6 separate regions of the Homo sapiens genome follow, and all the other regions are linked to region 1. Evidence: chromatin contacts called from ENCODE Hi-C or POLR2A ChIA-PET data. All regions are on one chromosome and are shown on one strand. The core of a region is the stretch at or near the end of the contact, and the rest is flanking DNA. Distances in the headings are between cores, read along the strand shown.

Region 1 (2,832 bases), core at 58-2,557:
ATGTACACAACTGGGAGTAGTGGGGATGAGTCTGTGGGGAAAAACAGGAATTCAGAGTGCTGAGAAGCTTCCCTTACTGCCCTGCCCACTTCCCTCCCCTGGGCATTGCTCCCTCAGCCTGGATTCACAAAGTCAATGCCTTTGGGAGCCAGGAACTAAATTCTTAGTCAAAGACACCTCCCTCCTGTCCAGTTATGGGTCTCAGGGAGGAAATGGCAGGTGGGTGGTTTCATTCTTTCAGTTTCAGAAAATATCTGTAGACATAACATATTTCCTCTATTAAACAAATTCTGAGGTAAGGGGAAACAGAGAGAGACAGTCAGAACATTATAAGTCGAAAAGAATCTCAGCATTCTTAGTTTAGGGAAGTTGGCCTTGCTCGCTGTGTGGTAGAAAAGCTGATTACGGGAGAGAACCGTGGAGGGAAGGAAGGGAGGCAGTTTTGTCATCCCCACATCCGGTTTTGACTGGACACCATGCAGGCTGAGATCAACTTCAGAGGCAGTCAGCTGGAATCCCATAGCTTTATTTGCCCATTTATTGTGTTGTTATTTTGTTGTTGTCATTACTGGAAAAGGCAAGAGTAGAGCTATCAGAATGTCTTCCTTGAACATGCTGTCAACAAACCCCAGGATTTTTATAAACCCTATGTGAAAAACACGCTAAGAATCTCTTTTCTTCTTAGCATATTTTTCACTTAGGGTTTACAAAAATATGTTTTGAAGAAAGCTTGAAAAGATCAGTGGAAAAAAATTCAGCACCAAATTTTCTCTGAAAATCAACTTGTCAAAAAAGACGTGATTAACATCCATCCTGTAACCAGCACATGAATGATCTTCCCTCTTTACGAGTGTGCTTCAGCAAAACTTTAATCTCGACCCCTCCCTCTTTCCACTTTTAATAGTGGATGGATGAAAAGGCAAGAGGAAAAACAAAGCAGCCGAAACACACCCAGACGCACACTTCTGCCAAGCATAGCCACCACGGTAAGCATTTTGAATTCAGCCAATTATGATCTGTGGATTATTAACATTACCTCATTTACTTCATCAGTGTAGACAATAGTAAACTGACTGTAGTGAAATTTGGAACCATAGAAACGTGATTCTATTTTAATACAGGCCTATCAGGTAACCCACAGACTATGCTACATATGAATAAGAGAAAATAAGTTTATTCTTAACTATGTAATGTAATTCCAGTGGAATTCGGTAGGTGGCATAAAACAGCCTTTTTGTTTTGTTTTGTTTTCAACACCAAATGTGGTTAACAGTGAAATAAATTCAAGGAAGTGCTTGAATTTCTTACAGACTGCCAAATGGAACAGACAAGCAGGTTGTCTTGGTAAGCAACACATTCTTTTCTTTTGTAAAAGAAAATAATTGTATAGCTAGTTATTAAGTACAGAAGTCTCAAAAATCTGTGTAAGTCCTGGGTGTTTTTCTAAGTGGGTTATATTTCTGATATGTATATAGTTACTGTGTAGTTTGTACTGGCATTTGTGTATCAGTTCTGAGTCCTAAATCAGAGAAAGTCCCCACACTCCTCTGGGAATAACACCTCGTGTGTGATTTGCTTATAGGAAATATTTTTGAGTTGGGAAATGAATATTTGGGTCACACACGTCTTCTGGTTTTCTTCCAGAGCAGCTGCTAGTTGTTGATTTTGACAGCATTTCTCTTCACCTAATCCCGCCATTTGTATTCTCTTCTCAGTGTTAAAGAAAATGAGATATAAGTCAGTTACTCCCGGAGGCAATGCTGCTGTTCAGCTCTTCTGTTTTTGTGGCCAGGTTTGTTTCAGTTTTTCTCTCTGGGGCCTTCCCACTAGCTAGTCCTTCTGTTTCTCAGGCCACTAACACTGTTCTGGGGAGCTAGACGTGAGGTAGAATTGCAGGTTTTGAAAATGTTTCCCAGGCTACATCCAATTTGGTCAAAAGACTTGAAAGTGAATTTGTTTTATAACAAAGCAAGAGTTCACAAAACCGCATAGAAAGCAAAGCAGAACAGTTCTTGAACTGTCTCAGATTCTTTTAACCTTTGGTTAATAGCTATTTGGTCTTGTGCAGAGAAGGCCCTTAGTAAATATTTACAGGACTAAACTTAATGGGCCAGATAGATTGTATGGGTATTGTCCATTAAGACCAGTCAAAGCCTTGATTTGATGCCTCCAAAGTCTCCAAAAGAAGACAAATTAAATGTATTGATTCATTGTATCATATAATGTGAGGCTAAACCTATCATAATAATGAAAATTCACAGAAGCTCACCTAGAGGCATTTTACACTTTCAAATTAAAGCATCCTTTTCTGCTCAGCTTATTTTTTGGATAGTAAAAGAGTTTAAAGGTTCTAAAATAGATGAGGCTCAGTCATGGTCATTAAGACGTTGATCAAAAAATTCTTTGGTCTAGGAAACTGAGACATTGATTTTCATGGATTTAGCAAGTTTGGTATATAAAATTCAAAGATCCTGGAAGTATTAAAAATCAGTTATTCCTGTGTATAACATTTTGATTTCTTAATTATAGAAATAAGAATGGTTTCATAAACTGAGTACTTAAAATTAATGACTTTAAATGAAAGGGCAAGATGGAGGTTAGGCAAATAGAAGATATTTGAGTCAATTAATTTAGCTCGACATAAAACTGAAGCTATGCTTTCATTAAATGCTTGCGTTAGCAGTGGTGAATCCATATGGGTCGTAGAAACTTAATTCTTGCCTCCTCAGTGGAAAGAATTTGTGTGAGGGGCATAAGGCAGAGTGAGAGACCGAGGCAAGTTTTAGAGTAAGAGAGAGAGTGTCACGCCCAGGGCCAGGTTCCAGCCCATAC
Region 2 (3,064 bases), core at 209-2,708, 740 kb after region 1:
TAAAAAATAAAAAAAATTAGACTGTGGTCATGGTCACACAACTCTGTGGATATACCAAAAAATAACCTCACAACATTGAATTGTACATTTTAAATGAACAAACTGTATAGGATGTGAATTATATCTCAATAAAGCTGTTTTTTAAACAAAACAAATCTATCCTTCTAAAAAAACTCCCTCCTCAGAGCTGATCCAACCCTTCCTTCCCTTGCAGGGCTGCCTGTTTACTGAAGCAGGCAATAGGGTACACAGAGGACCAGGGACCAGGATGAGGCAAATAGGCCCCCAGGGTGTAATCCTTAGGAGACACTCACTCTCAAGGTCCTGGAAGTTCAGGGTCCACACCTGCCAGGCCCTGAAAGTGAATGCCTCCTTACATTTTGCACCCTGGACACGTGCTGGCCTCACTCTAGTCCCAGCCCTGATTTTGAGGCTGCTCATGTTCATGTATGTCCACAAATTCTATCCACCTGGAAATATTTTCAAACTACTCGTCATTCACTTGCTTTAAACTCTTCAATGGCTCCCTGGTATAGGTTAAAATTCAAAGGTTAACAGATCAAGATCACTCACTTTGGACATTCTCCTGCAGGCACACAGGCACACACTCTAGAGTTAGACCAGCCCTAAGGAGGAATCTGCTGTCAGGTGCTGTAGCATCGTCATGGGTCAGCTGGTATCAGAACAGGAGGGCAGGGATTCAAATCCAGGCGATGTGACTCTAGCATCTCAGCATCCAAGCCCTCAGCCCTCTTCCCCTCAGCCCTCCTACCAAGCAGCACTGGCTCAGGTGCTATCTTGTGTCACCAATAACCTTAGCTCCAGCCCTCACACAGTGTTATGGACTGGCTGTTTAAACGCCGGAGGTTCACTAGGAAAAGCTCAGTCAGTGTTAACTCACAATTGTTAACAGGCACAAAAATAGCAAGTCGAGGTAAAATCTTGCCATTCACTGTGACTTCCTTGACTTTTGAAATGACAAGCCAAGAAGCACAATGGGGTGTGGGGGCGGCGCAGGGTGGGTGGGGTAGGGGGCGGATGGGGAGGTGATCAAGTATCTTTAACCATAGAAATCCATGAACAATCAGATTCTTGGCTTGCAATATTTTATCTTGAACCTGGTCTTTGTTCACCACAGAAAAGCAAAGTTATACAGAAAGTAAATTAAGAACAATCTTAAAAATCCACGTCTCTGCCAACTGAAGACAACTTTTTTCTTCCGTGTTTTGCCCATGCCCTAAAACCCTGTAGAAAAAGAAAAACATCTAGATTTCAGAAAGTAGCTCTCCATTCAAATAAGTTGCAAATGAGCAAGGAATATAAATATTATAGCAAGATCAAAAACAAAAACACGCAGGGAAAAAAAAAAAAACAAGCACACTTTTCCGGGATTGGAAAGAAACAAGGGCAATCAAGATGCGGGGAGCAACACTGCCACCAAGTGGTGACAGTTTCTCAAGTCACCCTCTGAGGTCCGAATTGAGGTCAACCCTCTCAACGTGGCAGCAATCAGAATCCTGAGGAGTCTAAAAAGAAAGAATTCAGGCCCAGACCCCATCCCCACACTCACTGACAGTGAGGGAGACAGCCAGGAAGGCATGTCTGGCCCATGTTTTAAAAAATCTCCCCAGGTGCTTTTGGTGCACAGATGTCACTATGCTTGTATTTTCCAGCAAAGTTTCACCTGCAGTTTATTCCACTTATCCACTAAAATTTCCTGCTGGTACGTAAATTATTGAAAACTATATATGACACATGTAAATCATGTTTCATGTAAAACATGTAAATCATGTTTCAAATCAGTTCCTAAGTTTTTCACAATAATATAAATTGGTCATCATAAAGATTCAGATTATATACTTCAGTTTAGGCATTACTGTTTATTACTGCTTACATCTCAATTGATATCTAATATCTAATCCACTAGACTTAATGTTACTATAAACTAGGCATATTGACATAGCTACATCCACAAGACAAAAAAAACTTTGAACTTAAGTTTCACTGGACTATTTCTTATACAATGGGTTTCAAATCAATAAATTATTCTTATCTATATTAGGCTTTTTTTTACAAGACATATAAAGTCTGAAAGCTTCTATTGTTGGTGAAATGCACAATATAATCTGAAATGCTTAAAGGAAAAGTATAAAACTAAATTTAATATTGTTCCCTAGCACATAGAGGTAAATAAAATGATTTTTCCCCGTTTCAAAGTTGGGAGTTGCCTTAAAAATTGTTTCTTAATAACAAAGGATTATCTTTTGCATAATACACCCAGAGAGAAAATTATGGAGATTATGTACTACCAGATATCTAGTCAGAAGTTGATTTTCAGCATTTTTTTTTTGTAGGCTTGACAATTAGGTTAGAGCCCACGGCTGAGAAAACAAACGCCCACACTGTGTCTCCTGTGCTCCATAAGAGATAAGGCCTTGCCTCCCTGGAAAACCAAAGGGCAGGAAAGACGCAAAGCACCATACATTTGGGTTCACCTGGCATATGGTCAAATCTTTCTTTAAACCTTACCATGTTTTTAATCACTGCATTTTCCCCATCACACTCACTCTTTGCTTCTTCAGACAGCACAACTCTTCTCAAAAAATATCCCTGATGACTCAGACTTATTTGAGACTTGAGAGACTCCTGGAGTCCATCACTAGAGACCCAGGGCAGCCTGACAGACAGGCCTAACCTAGGATGCATCAAAGATCTGGACTGGATTTCCCACGGTTGTTTATTCTAAGCCCTGCCTCCTCACAGTGGACCTGAAACATCAGCCTCACTGGGGAGCTTGTTAGAACTTCAGAACCCACCCGGACCTACTGCAACAGAGTCTGCCTTTTAACAAGATTTCCAGAAGACTCCAAGCACATCAAGTTTGTAAAACACCGCTCTAAACCATGATCTGAAGAAAGCCTCTTAATCAACAGGTGTATGAGGTCTTCATCTGACAGATGAGACTGCCTCTATCTGCTTTACCTTCAGTACAGGCCAACGATGGCGATCCACAGTGAGGTTCTGAAAAAGAGAGAAGGCTGTCACACAGACGTAAGCATCCTTA
Region 3 (3,017 bases), core at 164-2,663, 650 kb before region 1:
TCCGCCTCCCGGGTTCACGCCATTCTCCTGCCTCAGCCTCCTGAGTAGCTGGGACTACAGGCGCCCGCCACCACGCCCGGCTAATTTTTTTGTATTTTTAGTAGAGACAGGGTTTCACCATGTTAGCCAGGATGGTCTCGATCTCCTGACCTCAGGTGATCCACCTGCCTCGGCCTCCCAAAGTGCTGGGATTACAGGCGTAAGCCACCGCACCCGGCCCGAAAATCTCTGGAACTAACATATATCACACTTTCATGTACTCCACCTACCAGGAACTAGATGTTTGTCTTTCAACAAGATTGAACTGCAATAACTGAAGAAGGTGCCACAGTTTAAAACTGTTCTGGTCCTGACTTGAATCAGGGGCGTTTAAAGTGAAGTGTGCAATAAATCTCTCGAGCTTTGAATAATTGTTGAAACGTAGGTTAATAATGCCCAATTAGTTTCAGACAACTGGAAGGTTAAAACCAAGCCTAACGTTTTTACTTTCTTTTTCTTTTTTTTTTTTTGAGATGGAGTCTCGCTCTGTCGCCCAGGTTGGAGTGCAGTTGCGCGATCTCGGCTCACTGCAACCTCCGCCTCGCGGGTTCAAGCGATTCTCCTGCCTCAGCCTGGCGAGTAGCTGGGACTACAGGCGCACGCCACCACGCTCAGCTAATTTTTGTATTTTTAATAGAGGCGGGGTTTCACCATGTTGGCCAGGATGAACGTTTTTACTTTCTAGGTTACATTGTTTCTGTGTTTGAACGTGGCAGTCAAGAACATAAGAAATCATGGTATTCGGCTTTTACATCTGAACACAAACGTGTATGAGATAGCCAAAACACTACAAAATCCACGAGTCTGCACATGTATCTCAAAAGAACCTTCGACAACTCAAAGAGTGCCTGTTAGGGTGTTGCACGATTGCTACTGCACTTCTCAATGTCTGCCGCTGAAGCCTAGCGGACAGGTTTGTGTTCTCTGCGGCTAGAGTGGTGTCTCACACACAGTAAGAGTCCAAGACAGAATAGCTATGTGGGGTGCTCACTGCAGTGCTCCATAAATATAGGGTACAAACCACTCTAAGCAGAAAATAAGTCCTCGGTGCTGGCCCAGAGAGACTTGCAAACAAACTGATGCCAGAGACTCTATATCATGGGGCTGGCGGGATAATTACATGAGATTACACGAAAAACGTTTAAAACTGCCGTTGGCTAGTAGTAAATGTTCAGTAAATGCACTGGCCTTTATTATTGGGCATGGGCGCTCTGAAGGGATAGGATCCCCCCACCCCACGCCCAAACCCGTTCGCCCCGCCGCTCACCCGGGGCCCCAGGGTGCGGGCTGCATCCCCGCAGCGTAGAGACATTTCCTCTTTAGGACTAGCGCAGTGCAGGGGTTGAGGGATCGCTAACTCCCGGGAAAGGACAGGTCGAAATTACGTCGCTCCATTTATGACAAGCAGCCAAGCTGCTCCACGATTGGCTGCTTTAGCCTTACGTGCGTCGCGCACTCATGACGCAATACGCAGGCCCCTTACGCGATACAAGTACGTAATGACGACAGACGTTCTTTCTTTGCTGCGTCTACTGCGAGGTAAGGATGTTTCTGTGCTCGTGGGGGTACTGGGAATCTGAAACCATCTGCTCTGGGAAAGGCTGCGGCGCGGCTCCCACTCTCGGAACCTTGTCCTGTTTGTCCCCCAGCTCGGCAAGCGCCATATGAGCCTGGCGGCGCCAGATGCGAATCCTGTTGTGGGCTTTTTGGCCTATTCCCGCCCCTCAGTCTTGCCGGGATGGCACCGCCCGCATAGGACTTCCAGGGTTGGGCTGAGTGGGAGTTCGACTGCTGGGCCTCGTAATTCTCGCTTTGGGGCTGCTCCTTCCAGGCTGGGACACACTGGGGCCCGCTGTCGGTCTCCCGTCCTCCGACATCTTGTCTGGAACTTCCGCCTGGCAGTCTCCAGTAGGAGTGGAGCTCTGTGCGGCGTAGTTTGGTGGAAAAACGGGCCTTGCGTCGGCCTCACCCCCAGTGTTTGTGTTTCAGAATGAAGACTATTCTCAGCAATCAGACTGTCGACATTCCAGAAAATGGTATGAGACTTGATGTCTTTTACTTACATCTTTACTGCACGTTCCAAGCGTTGTGTGGCCTGACGAGTGTGTTCTCTCTTCTAGTCGACATTACTCTGAAGGGACGCACAGTTATCGTGAAGGGCCCCAGAGGAACCCTGCGGAGGGACTTCAATCACATCAATGTAGAACTCAGCCTTCTTGGAAAGAAAAAAAAGAGGGTGAGGGTTTTTCTTCTGATAATTCAGTTGCTCGTTGGAAGGTGGTTTATAACAGCATCACATTTGGTTGCTTTAACAATTTTCGAATTAAGGTTCAGTGCTTCAGCTTTAAATGTTGCTGTCCAGAATACCAGCCTGTTCAGTGAAATTGAAAAACCAGATTCTGAACACAGCCAATTATATAAAGCTCAAATGTAATAGTGGTCATCAGTGACACGTCTTAATGGTGTTAGAAGTTTGGTTTATTTTCCTAGTGATTGCTTTGTAAAAATCACAGGAACCGGCAGTAGGTCATTTAAACCTGATGATTTAATTTTCCAGAAGGGAAGTTTGTTGCAACTTCTACAAAGCTTAACTGTTGGGAGGTTTTATAGGTGGTTGGATTTTTCCAGTTGAAAACCATGTGCTTTGATAAGGGTTAATTCTAGAATCTTAAAGTAATTCGGTAAGTGGTCTGTTGTCTTTTAAGCCTGCATATTTCTGGAAAGAATACATTTTTTGTTCTGTTACAGCTCCGGGTTGACAAATGGTGGGGTAACAGAAAGGAACTGGCTACCGTTCGGACTATTTGTAGTCATGTACAGAACATGATCAAGGGTGTTACACTGGTAAGCAGATGTATCAGACTTCCTTGTTTTGGAAAGGGAGGTTTCTCAAACCTGTGCTTTATACAGCGTAAGTGTCTCTTTCAGAGAATGGGTCATGTATTTTATTTGGTGTAATACGCAAGAACTTGGCAAAA
Region 4 (2,823 bases), core at 259-2,758, 830 kb after region 1:
CCACAACCTCCGCCTCCTGGGTTCAAGTGATTCTCATGCCTCAGCCTCCTGAGTAGTTGAGATTATAGGCATGCACTGTCACACCTGGCTAATTTTGTATTTTTAGTAGAGACAGGGCTTCTCCATGTTGGTCAGGCTACTCTCAAACTCCCTACCTCAGGTGATCCACCCGCCTCAGCCTCCCAAAGTGCGAGATGACAGGCATGAACCACCGCACCCAGCCAGGCATCAGTAATTTTTAACATCTCCAAGGTGTTTCTCTCATGCAGTCAGAATTGAGAACCTCTGCAGACAGAATAGTCATTGCTCAAAGACACTGATAGTTTCCAGCCCTGATTGTCTATCAGAGTCACCTGTAATGGGAAGGTGGCCAAGTGAGAGAGAGAGTAGAGGGTCTCAGATGATTGGGCTGTTTTGGAGCAAAGGTCAAATTCTCAGAGACCTCAAAGAGCAAGCAGGTCATATAAATGTGTGAAGAGGGCAAGGTGTGAGAGGATAAAGAATGAAGTAACTACAGCATCTTAGAGAATGCATTCTCAATTATTAAAACACTCCACCTAGCCAAGTCAAATGTGTCAGCCCACTGAATTCAGCCACAGAGGTCATTATTGGTGTTGACCCATAATGTTGACTCTGGGTTTACTTAAAGCTTAGAAATATATTCTAGCAAGTGATTCTGATTATCAGCCAGGATCAAGAACCACTCTTACAGTTTTAGATCCTTTACTTTAAAATATATATATATAGTTGCTCTGTGGAAAGCAATAGGCTATCCAAATAGGACTGCAGAGATCTAAACACGATAGTATCTGATATGGTTTGGCTGTGTCCCCACCCAAATCTCATCTTGAATTGTAGCTCCCATAATTCCCATGAGTTGTGGGAGGGACACAGTGGGAGATAACTGAATCATGGGGGTGATTTCCCTCATCCTGTTCTCATGGTAGTGAATGAGTCTCATGAGATCTGATGGTTTTATAAGGCAAAACCCTTTTTGTTCGGCTCTCAATTCTTCTCCTGTCTGTTGCCGTGTAAGATGTGACTTGCTCCTTCTTGCCTTCTACCATGATTTTGAGGCCTCCCCAGCCACGTGGAATTGTGAGTCAATAAACCGCTTTCCTTTATAATTACCCAGTCTTAGGTATGTCTTTATTAACAGCATAAGAATAGACTAATACAGTATCCCTACAGAAATCTCAAATTGTTGTCTAAGTAACTTTAAAAGGATGCTTTAATGTCTCACCATCTCAGCACTCCTGAGACATTAACGGAGGACTTGAAAGGCAGGGGGGCCGGTCTGGGAACTGGAAGAGTTGCTTCCCTACTAAGCCTGACCATATCCCCACCAAAACAAACCCTGACACTCCTGCCCCAGCTCTTCTGCCAATTTCTTCTTTTGAGGAGGAACAAGAAGCAAGGGCGGCAAAACCTCCTGTAAGTTTAGGAGGTGATGCCAGGCAGGCTGCCCTCTAGTGGGGGGGGCCAGTGAGGCAGGGACACATGCAAAAGAATGACCTCACTCTGCCAGCTTGCTCCTCCCCACCCTAAGACCTGGTTAAAAATAGAGCCATTGTAATACAAACTCTACAAGGAAGTTCAACTGGGTTTCAAGTGAATCAGAACCACTTGGCAATGGATCAGGAATTCAGTTCACAAATATGAATATTCATTAGCACCTATTTTGGAAAGCCACAGAAGTCCTTGCAGGAAATAGCAAAATGGAGTCAGACCAGAATCCTGCCCTCAAGGGGCATAGAGGGTAGCAGGGAAGCTCAGGCAGGGAAAAGAGTGACAAAAGCCTGAAGTTATTTTCCCTCAAAGTCCAGGTGAAGCTTCGATGAGTTCCCAGAGGAAGGAAAATAACTTCAGGCTGCAAAGGAAAACCCAGCTTCCTGGCTGGTTTCAGGCCATTTACAGAAGGTGGAGAGGGAATGGGCTTTCCAGGAAGAAGGATCCGCATGGAGAAAGGCTTAGAAGATTAACGTTCTCTGGAAATCAGGCCTTGCATAGGAGGAGATAGGACAGAAATCAGAGCTTCATAGTGGAGAGGGAATGTTAGTGTAAGTTTGATGATATGCAATCATCTCTTACAAACAGAAAAATTTGTTTCCAAAGAAACCCATATTTGCCAAGGATAATACCAAATCCTGAAAATCTAATACTAAAAATCCCTCTGCATAAATTGAAAACATATATGCCCATGTAAAAATGTGTCCATGAATGTGCACAGCAGCACAACTCCCAAGAGTGGAAACAACCCAGCTGCCCTTCAACTGATGAATGGATCAACAAGATATGGTATATCCACACAATGGAATATTATTTGGCTATAAAAAGTAATGAAGTACTGATACATGCCACAGCACTGATGGACCTTGAAAGCACTATGCCAATTGAAATAAGCCAGTTACAAAAGACTGCATACTGTATGATTCTATTTATATGAAATATCCAGAACAGGCAAATCCATAGAGACAGAAAATAGACTAGTAGTTACCGGGGGCTGGAGAGAGGAGAAAATAGGGAGAGACTGCTAATGGGTGCAGGGTTTCTTTTTGCAGTGATGACAATGTTTTGGAATTAGATGGTGATGATGGTTACATTAATATACTAAATACCAAAATTTGTGGATTTACTAAATACCAAAATGTTACAGAATGTAAATTACATCTTAATTTTGGTAAATCCCGCTGTGTGATGATGATTGAATGACTTTAGGTAAGTTAAGTCACTGGGCCTTTGTAATAATGGATCCCACACTTAAAAGGGATAGTTTTGGCTGGGTGTGGTGACTCATGCCTGTAATCCCAGCACTTTTTGGGA
Region 5 (3,073 bases), core at 180-2,679, 910 kb after region 1:
CCACTTAGTCCCTTCCAGGTCTCCTTGCACTCAATAGTGTTAGAATGCTCTACTTGTGTTCACTTCAGAAAATGTCCCCTAAACTCTTTTTTTTTAAGAGATGGGATCTCACTTTGTCACCCAGGCTCCAGTGAGGTGGCACAGTCATAGCTCACTATGGCCTCGAACTCCTGGGCTCAAGTGATCCTCCTGCCTCAGCCTCCCAAGTAGCTGGGACTACAGGTGGGTGCCACCACCCCTAGCTCATTGAAAAAGTTTAGAAGTTTGAACTTGTACAGATAGCTGAGTTTCTTGGGTGTGACCTATTTAAACCAGGTCATTTTTAAATGCTCTTTCAAAGTCTGATTTTATTAATAAATGAAATCATCCCATCATAAGGGAAACAATGAGAAATCTATGAAGGGAAAACATATCCATTAATATGAGGCACCCTGAAAATTAAACTGTTTGGTGGAAGGAACAACCATCACTTTCAATTTCTTTTTAAAGCAACTTCCAGAGAATAAGCTATGTTAAGTAAAATCAAAACAGGAAAAGCCACATCTAGGTGGATTTCAAACGAAATGATACCTCTCTGAAAAAAAAGCAAAAACAAAACCTTAATGCCTGGTGAAGTTTGAGGGGGGTCTCATAATCACAGAGCCATCAGGAAGCGGCTAGAAACAATGAAGCAGGGTTTCAAAATGACTGGTACAGGATGTACCCATAGAAAGAAATGTTGCGCGCACTGGTGGAGCTGCCAAAGTTACTACTGCAAAGTACCCTGAACTTTTAAAGCGTGGCTTGGGGTCACTCTGACCACACTCTTTCCAATCTGGTCGCCTTGCAAACACGCTAGGATAATTGGCGGGAGGGGGGAGGGGAGAGATGCGCGGACCAGTGAGCTGGCGGGGGTTGGGGGAGAAGCCGGCGGAGCTCTCGGGTCGCTAGCAACATTAAGGTTTCGCTTTCGTCCAAGGGCGGCGGGGGTGGGGGGGTAAGGGGGGCAACGAGATGGCAATGAACTTCCTCCCCCGAGAGACCCTGGCCTCGCGTCCGTGGGCGGCCAGATGCCTTCCCCTCCGCGGCCAGGCGGGGCAGGGGCGTGCTGCGGGAGGGGGCGGCCGCGACGCCCCGAGAGGAGCCAGCAGGGTGGCCAGGACGAAGCCCCAGGAAGCGCCTTACCTGTGCCGCGGCGCGCTCAGAGCCCGGGGCCGGGCCGGGACGCGCAGGTGCTTGGGGGCATCCTGGGGACGGCCTGGGCGGGCGGGGAGTCCATCGCACCCGGCTGGCTGCGCTCTTCCCGCCGCGGGGGGACGGGGAGGGGGCTCCCCTCGGCTCGGCGCCCGCCTCTTCTCCACCCAGCTGAGGACACAGCAGGTCCCGCGGCGGCGGCAGCAACAGGCACCGGCGGACGGTGGCGGCACCAGGAGCAGCAGCCGAAGAGGAGGAGGAGGAGGAGGAGGAAGAAGAGGAGGAGAAGGAGGAGGTGTCTGCGCGCGGCTCTGGTTTCCTCCTCCCAGCCTGGGCGAGCGCGCTGGAGGCGAGGGGAAGACAGGAGCCGGGATCTCCCCACTCGGTCCCCGGGGAGCTGGGAGGGGGACTCGGTGTCCTCCTCCTCCCCACTGCGCCGTGTGACTGTGCCTGGGCAGCACGGCCCGGACGGGCGAGTCACACGCGAGCAACAGCTGCTGCACTGCGGGTCCGCCGCGGCCTCCCTCCCCTCCTTGCCACCCCCCGCCCCCAAGCCCGCGGGCCATCCTCAGCCAGTGTCTGTGGGGGGAATAGGGGGGAAGTACTCGGGCCGCCGCCCCATCCAGACCCCTGCGCAGGATCTGGGCACAGCGTTTCCCTGGGGAGCCGGGGGCGCGGGGCCCCGCGCGTGATGCAGGCCCTCGTGGCGGGATGTACAGTCGCACACCCTGTCCTTGGCGGCCTATTTATAGCAGGTGGCACTGCCCGCCGCTTGCTCGGCCTGAGTGGCTCTCAGCAGGTGGCACTGCCTGCCCGCTCTCCGCGCTCCCGAAGGCGCCTCGCCTCATCTGCACCCTCCTCTTCTCCCTCCGAAACAGACGTGGTGGAAACTGCACACAACATGGGGGGCGGGGGCCGGGGGCGACCAAGCCACCTTGCTCTCCCCCGCCTTACCCCTTCTCCCCGTCCTTGGAGGATGGCAAGAGGTGAACTGAGGCACGGATGCCCTATGGGGCGCTGGCATGCGAGGCAGGAAAATCAGGGACTCTGGGAAACAACGAAGGCGAAGTGCCCTCCCGGGATTAAACACCAGGAAACTCCATTTCTAACCAATTGCGGGAGTGACGCAGAGCCTGGATTAGGCGCTTTTTCCTGCCCCGCGAGCCCGGCACACGCGCAGGAACACACACCACACGCACACGCACACCCCAGTGTGCATGCCCCGATCAGGTCTGGGGACATTCCCAGCGGTGATGTAGAGTGCAAGGAAAGACGCGGAGATGTGAAAAGCGGGACAGAGCTCGCTCCCTAAGACTAGGGGATGGCAGTGTGCAAAAAACAGGCGAAGCTCCCAGATCCCTATCCCACCAGGCACAGAGGCGCAACGTCACTCGCAGGGTGGGGAGAGGGATCTGAGAAAAGTAAGAAGCATCACATCCTCTCCAGAGAAGAGTCCGCAGGGAGGGGAGAGCCGGGTGCTCGGAGGAGGCAGTTCCAGACCCCCAGGTGGCATCTTTCTGGATTTTTTTACTTAATGTAGCTGGGGGTGGACTTTAGGGAAGTGGCTGAGCGTTTGAGCTGTACGGTTGGACTTGAATCCAAATCCCAGCAGGTGTGGTTTAGGCAAGGTGCTGGACCTCTGGTCTTCATTGTCTTACCTGCTAAATGGGACCAATACACACCTTACAGGATCTTTGTGAGGACAAAGCAGGAAAGTGTAAGTAAAGTGGCCAGTGCAGTGACACAGACGTACATGGTCCTCAACTAAAAGCAGCAGCTATTATCAATATTACTGTGGCCCAGGAGGCAAATAGAGGGCCAGGTTTCCTCATCGTACCAAGAGCAGTGTCTTCCTTGAAGCCCACTGAGCTTCTTGTAGGCTTTTAGATTAGGGCTGTCT
Region 6 (2,859 bases), core at 27-2,526, 640 kb after region 1:
GAAGCAATTGACAAAGCCCTAGATTCCAAGGCATTTTAGATCCATATTTAAGTTTGTTCAATATTGAAGGATGCTTAGGACCTTTAAGGATTACTTAAATCCTTGAACCCCACATCCTAACTAGCCTTTCCCCTCCTATCCCCAAGCCTACACGCATTTCTTTATCCTAGAATTATTTCTTAAATCATGGACTTTTACTGTGAAAAGGAACCTTGGGGCTGGGCACCATGGCTCACACCTGTAATCACAGCACCTTGGGAGGCCGAGACAGGTGAATCACAAGGTCAGGAGTTTGAGACCAGCCTGGCCAACATGCTGAAATCCTATCTCTACTAAAAATACAAATATTAGCTGGGTGTGGTGGTGCACCTGTAGTCCAACTACTTGGAAGGCTGAGGCAGGAGACTCGCTTGAACCTGAGAGGCACAGGTTGCAGTGAGCCAAGATTGCACCACTGCACTCCAGTTCAGGCGATAGTGCGAGACTCTGTCTCAAAAGAAAAAAAAAAAGAAAAGAAAAGGAACCTTGTAAGGATGAATCCATTCCACTTCCCTATTTTATTGCTGTGGAAACTGAGGCCCAGAGATATGGCTGACTTGCCGTAAGCTTTACAGTGAGTTCATGGTCAAGCCAAGATAAAGCCTCAATCTCCTGATTCCTGTTTCTGCAGCCAAAATCAATGACAAATGAAATGTGCACACAGTGTTTCATGATGGCAAAACCAGGGACAGAAATTTTACAGGAAATACCCATGGATACAGCCTGCCAAATGTACCTACTTGGTTGTGAGCATTATTAATTAGGTAATAAATGCAAAGGACATAGGACAGCGCCAAAATATTTTAACCGATGGATACTATTGTGGCAGAGCAAGCAGCATGTCCCAAGACCAGATGAGGGCCCCGTGGGAAAAGAAGCAGGTGTGGGGTAGTGTGGGGTGGTCTTGGGGCTTAAAGGCATGGACTGAAGACCTCAGCAGAGGGACTGGACGTGGCACCTCCAGAATCCCAGGAGCTGGGGAAAGAATCACATGAGACCACCTGAAGGGACAGAGGTGCTTCAGCCTGGGTCAATGGAACCACAGGCGAGAGCAGCCCAGCTGGAGGCCTTTGTGGAGCTCATGGCAGGGTCAGCTTTAATCATCAGCCAGGCTGCTCCAGGGAGGCCAGCTGTCCGGCCCAAAAGCCTTAGGCTGCCCAGCCACATGAGAGCTGTTTCATCCTCATACCTCTCCCCTTTCTGGGCTTCATTCCAGGAATGGAGGGAAATAGCAGCAAACAAAGGGAAGGAGGTGAGCAGAGGGAGGGGAAAGGAAGAGGGCCATGACCCCTTCCCAGGGCAGACTTCCTGGGTGAGACAGGTCCCAGCCAGGGAAGGAAAGAAGATTTAAAGCTAAATTGTTTCTGAAGTTTTAACTATTATCTGCAACTTGGAATGCTAAAATCTGAATGGAGGCCATTTTGTGCAATTCAAAGGATATTTTATTGTCTGAATGTGACCTTGAGATCTCTGGTCTACCCAAGTCATCAGCAGGGGTAGAGGAATGCTGCCCCTACCCAATAGAATTAATTTAAAGAGGCAATGAGAGGCCCCACAAAACTTAGATCTGCCCCTACTGCTGTCATGGGATTTATAGGTGATGATAGAAGATAGATAGATGATTGATAGATAGATAGATAGATAGATAGATGATAGATAGATAATAGATAGATTGATAGATAGATAGATAATAGACAGATGATAGGTAGATAGATGATAGATAGTAGATAGATGATAGATAATAGGTAGATGATAGATAGATGATAGACAGAAGATAGATAGATAATAGCTAATAGATGATAGATAATAGATTGATAGATGATAGGTAGGTAGATAAATCGAGAGATGATAGATAGGTAGACAGATGATAGATAGAGTTGCATTTTGTTCACAGTGTCCTTTCCACCTTTTTGTAATGTGCCAGTTACACGTGATCTTAATCGTCATTCTGGCTGTTACACATGTGCAGTGTTGTTTCCTAAATAAACACTCTCCACTAACAGGACCCACATTGATTCCACTCTCGTGCACTCACTCATGAGTCATAATTAATTTTTAGACACTCTTTGAAGAATCACCTTCCTGATTGTATGTATGAAAGTTTTATTTTCTATAGTAATACACATTATACAGGCCAATATGAATTCAACATAAGCTCAAAATGGCAATTATTGTCTTCTAATGTCTGCAAACTATAGAGTCCCATACAGTGTTTTCACTGTATGACCCAGACCTCCCCCATCATGCTCAGCCAAAAGCCTATTCTGTACAGATTACATTTAGTCAGTTTTTTATTCATTCATCATTCATTGGATTGGGTATCGTCTGTATGCAAATCCTTCTGTGGGGTGCTGGAGATACAAATTTGATAGCTGGATGGACACACAGTCCCTGCCCTCAATGCACCCATGATCTAGTACCATATGAATTGATGGATATTAAATTGTTATGATAACCAGCGATGAGGATGATGTCAGCATTGTTTACAAGTTGCCATGGGAGCACAGGAGGAAGTAGTTAGCTTTCTTTTGCAATGACTCAGATCAGGTTTCACAGAAGAGAAGATCAATGGGGCTGGAATGATCAGTAAGACTTTCCCAGGCAGCTGAAGGGGGTCATGTTAGGCAAAGGGAAGAGCTTGTACAAAAGCATGAGTCAGGAAAGCCTAGGTTATGCTTTGGTAATAATATGACCCTGAAGCCTTCGTAGCTGAAGATAGCTGAAGTTTATTTCTCACTCAGGTCACCTGCCTAATCAGGTCAGCTGGACAGGAGGAGTAAGGAGCAGGGCCCTGCTCCACACAGTCACTTGGGGACCCAA

The links. Hi-C counts contacts between places; a loop is a spot of excess contacts on that map. ChIA-PET counts read pairs that join two places held with the same protein, here RNA polymerase II (POLR2A). Pooled maps may share reads with other maps.
Region 2: a loop to region 1 is called in a map of naive thymus-derived CD4-positive, alpha-beta T cell, with 8 times the contacts of the local background. The contact joins the enhancer-like site here to the promoter of TLR1 in region 1. A Hi-C loop is called at or near these places in 2 of 168 maps with a recorded cell type or tissue (naive thymus-derived CD4-positive, alpha-beta T cell and posterior cingulate gyrus), 5 of 37 single-sample maps with no recorded cell type and 15 of 50 pooled maps. POLR2A ChIA-PET finds 5 or more read pairs at or near these places in 1 of 52 experiments (activated T-cell).
Region 3: a pooled map shows a loop between it and region 1 (5-fold over the local background). The contact joins the promoter of LIAS here to the promoter of TLR1 in region 1. A Hi-C loop is called at or near these places in 5 of 50 pooled maps. POLR2A ChIA-PET finds 5 or more read pairs at or near these places in 4 of 52 experiments (CD4-positive, alpha-beta T cell, OCI-LY7, T-cell and 1 more).
Region 4: a map with no recorded cell type shows a loop between it and region 1 (2.1-fold over the local background). The contact joins the enhancer-like site here to the promoter of TLR1 in region 1. A Hi-C loop is called at or near these places in 2 of 37 single-sample maps with no recorded cell type and 8 of 50 pooled maps.
Region 5: a loop to region 1 is called in a pooled map, with 9 times the contacts of the local background. The contact joins the promoter of TBC1D1 here to the promoter of TLR1 in region 1. A Hi-C loop is called at or near these places in 2 of 37 single-sample maps with no recorded cell type and 9 of 50 pooled maps. POLR2A ChIA-PET finds 5 or more read pairs at or near these places in 1 of 52 experiments (PC-9).
Region 6: a pooled map shows a loop between it and region 1 (6-fold over the local background). The contact joins the enhancer-like site here to the promoter of TLR1 in region 1. A Hi-C loop is called at or near these places in 1 of 168 maps with a recorded cell type or tissue (naive thymus-derived CD4-positive, alpha-beta T cell), 7 of 37 single-sample maps with no recorded cell type and 15 of 50 pooled maps. POLR2A ChIA-PET finds 5 or more read pairs at or near these places in 5 of 52 experiments (CD4-positive, alpha-beta memory T cell, MCF 10A, OCI-LY7 and 2 more).

Annotation. Positions count from the first base shown.
Region 1 is chr4:38,803,266-38,806,097 of GRCh38, reverse strand. TLR1 (toll like receptor 1) reads left to right here and starts at 1,307. Exons shown (of 4, transcript NM_003263.4): 1 at 1,307-1,344; 2 at 1,716-1,792. RefSeq lists enhancers at 307-476, 1,435-1,604, 1,539-1,708, 1,616-1,785, 1,652-1,821 and 1 more.
Region 2 is chr4:38,060,577-38,063,640 of GRCh38, reverse strand. All of the region lies in intron 14 of TBC1D1 (TBC1 domain family member 1), which reads right to left. Among named protein-coding and RNA genes, the nearest start is that of PTTG2, 100 kb to the right of the region's middle. Within about 2 kb of position 1,458, at least 12 of the 41 ENCODE cell types and tissues checked have a DNase peak (open chromatin) inside an H3K27ac peak, as active enhancers do.
Region 3 is chr4:39,457,452-39,460,468 of GRCh38, reverse strand. LIAS (lipoic acid synthetase) reads right to left here and starts at 1,413. Exons shown (of 11, transcript NM_006859.4): 1 at 1,307-1,413. The coding sequence starts at 1,351. It overlaps RPL9 (ribosomal protein L9), which reads left to right and starts at 1,547. Exons shown (of 8, transcript NM_000661.5): 1 at 1,547-1,578; 2 at 2,029-2,075; 3 at 2,160-2,275; 4 at 2,788-2,883. The coding sequence starts at 2,030. RefSeq lists enhancers at 886-935, 1,306-1,600, 1,796-2,546 and a silencer at 1,316-1,365.
Region 4 is chr4:37,969,601-37,972,423 of GRCh38, reverse strand. The region is part of intron 2 of TBC1D1 (TBC1 domain family member 1); the gene reads right to left. Among named protein-coding and RNA genes, the nearest start is that of PTTG2, 11 kb to the right of the region's middle. Within about 2 kb of position 1,508, at least 8 of the 41 ENCODE cell types and tissues checked have a DNase peak (open chromatin) inside an H3K27ac peak, as active enhancers do.
Region 5 is chr4:37,889,440-37,892,512 of GRCh38, reverse strand. It overlaps TBC1D1 (TBC1 domain family member 1), which reads right to left and starts at 1,429. Exons shown (of 22, transcript NM_001396959.1): 1 at 1,165-1,429. RefSeq lists an enhancer at 1-121 and silencers at 901-1,400, 1,721-1,910.
Region 6 is chr4:38,160,813-38,163,671 of GRCh38, reverse strand. LOC124900693 (a long non-coding RNA gene) reads right to left here. Exons shown (of 2, transcript XR_007058099.1): 2 at 2,126-2,859. Among named protein-coding and RNA genes, the nearest start is that of PTTG2, 200 kb to the right of the region's middle. RefSeq lists an enhancer at 2,324-2,825. Within about 2 kb of position 1,276, at least 16 of the 41 ENCODE cell types and tissues checked have a DNase peak (open chromatin) inside an H3K27ac peak, as active enhancers do.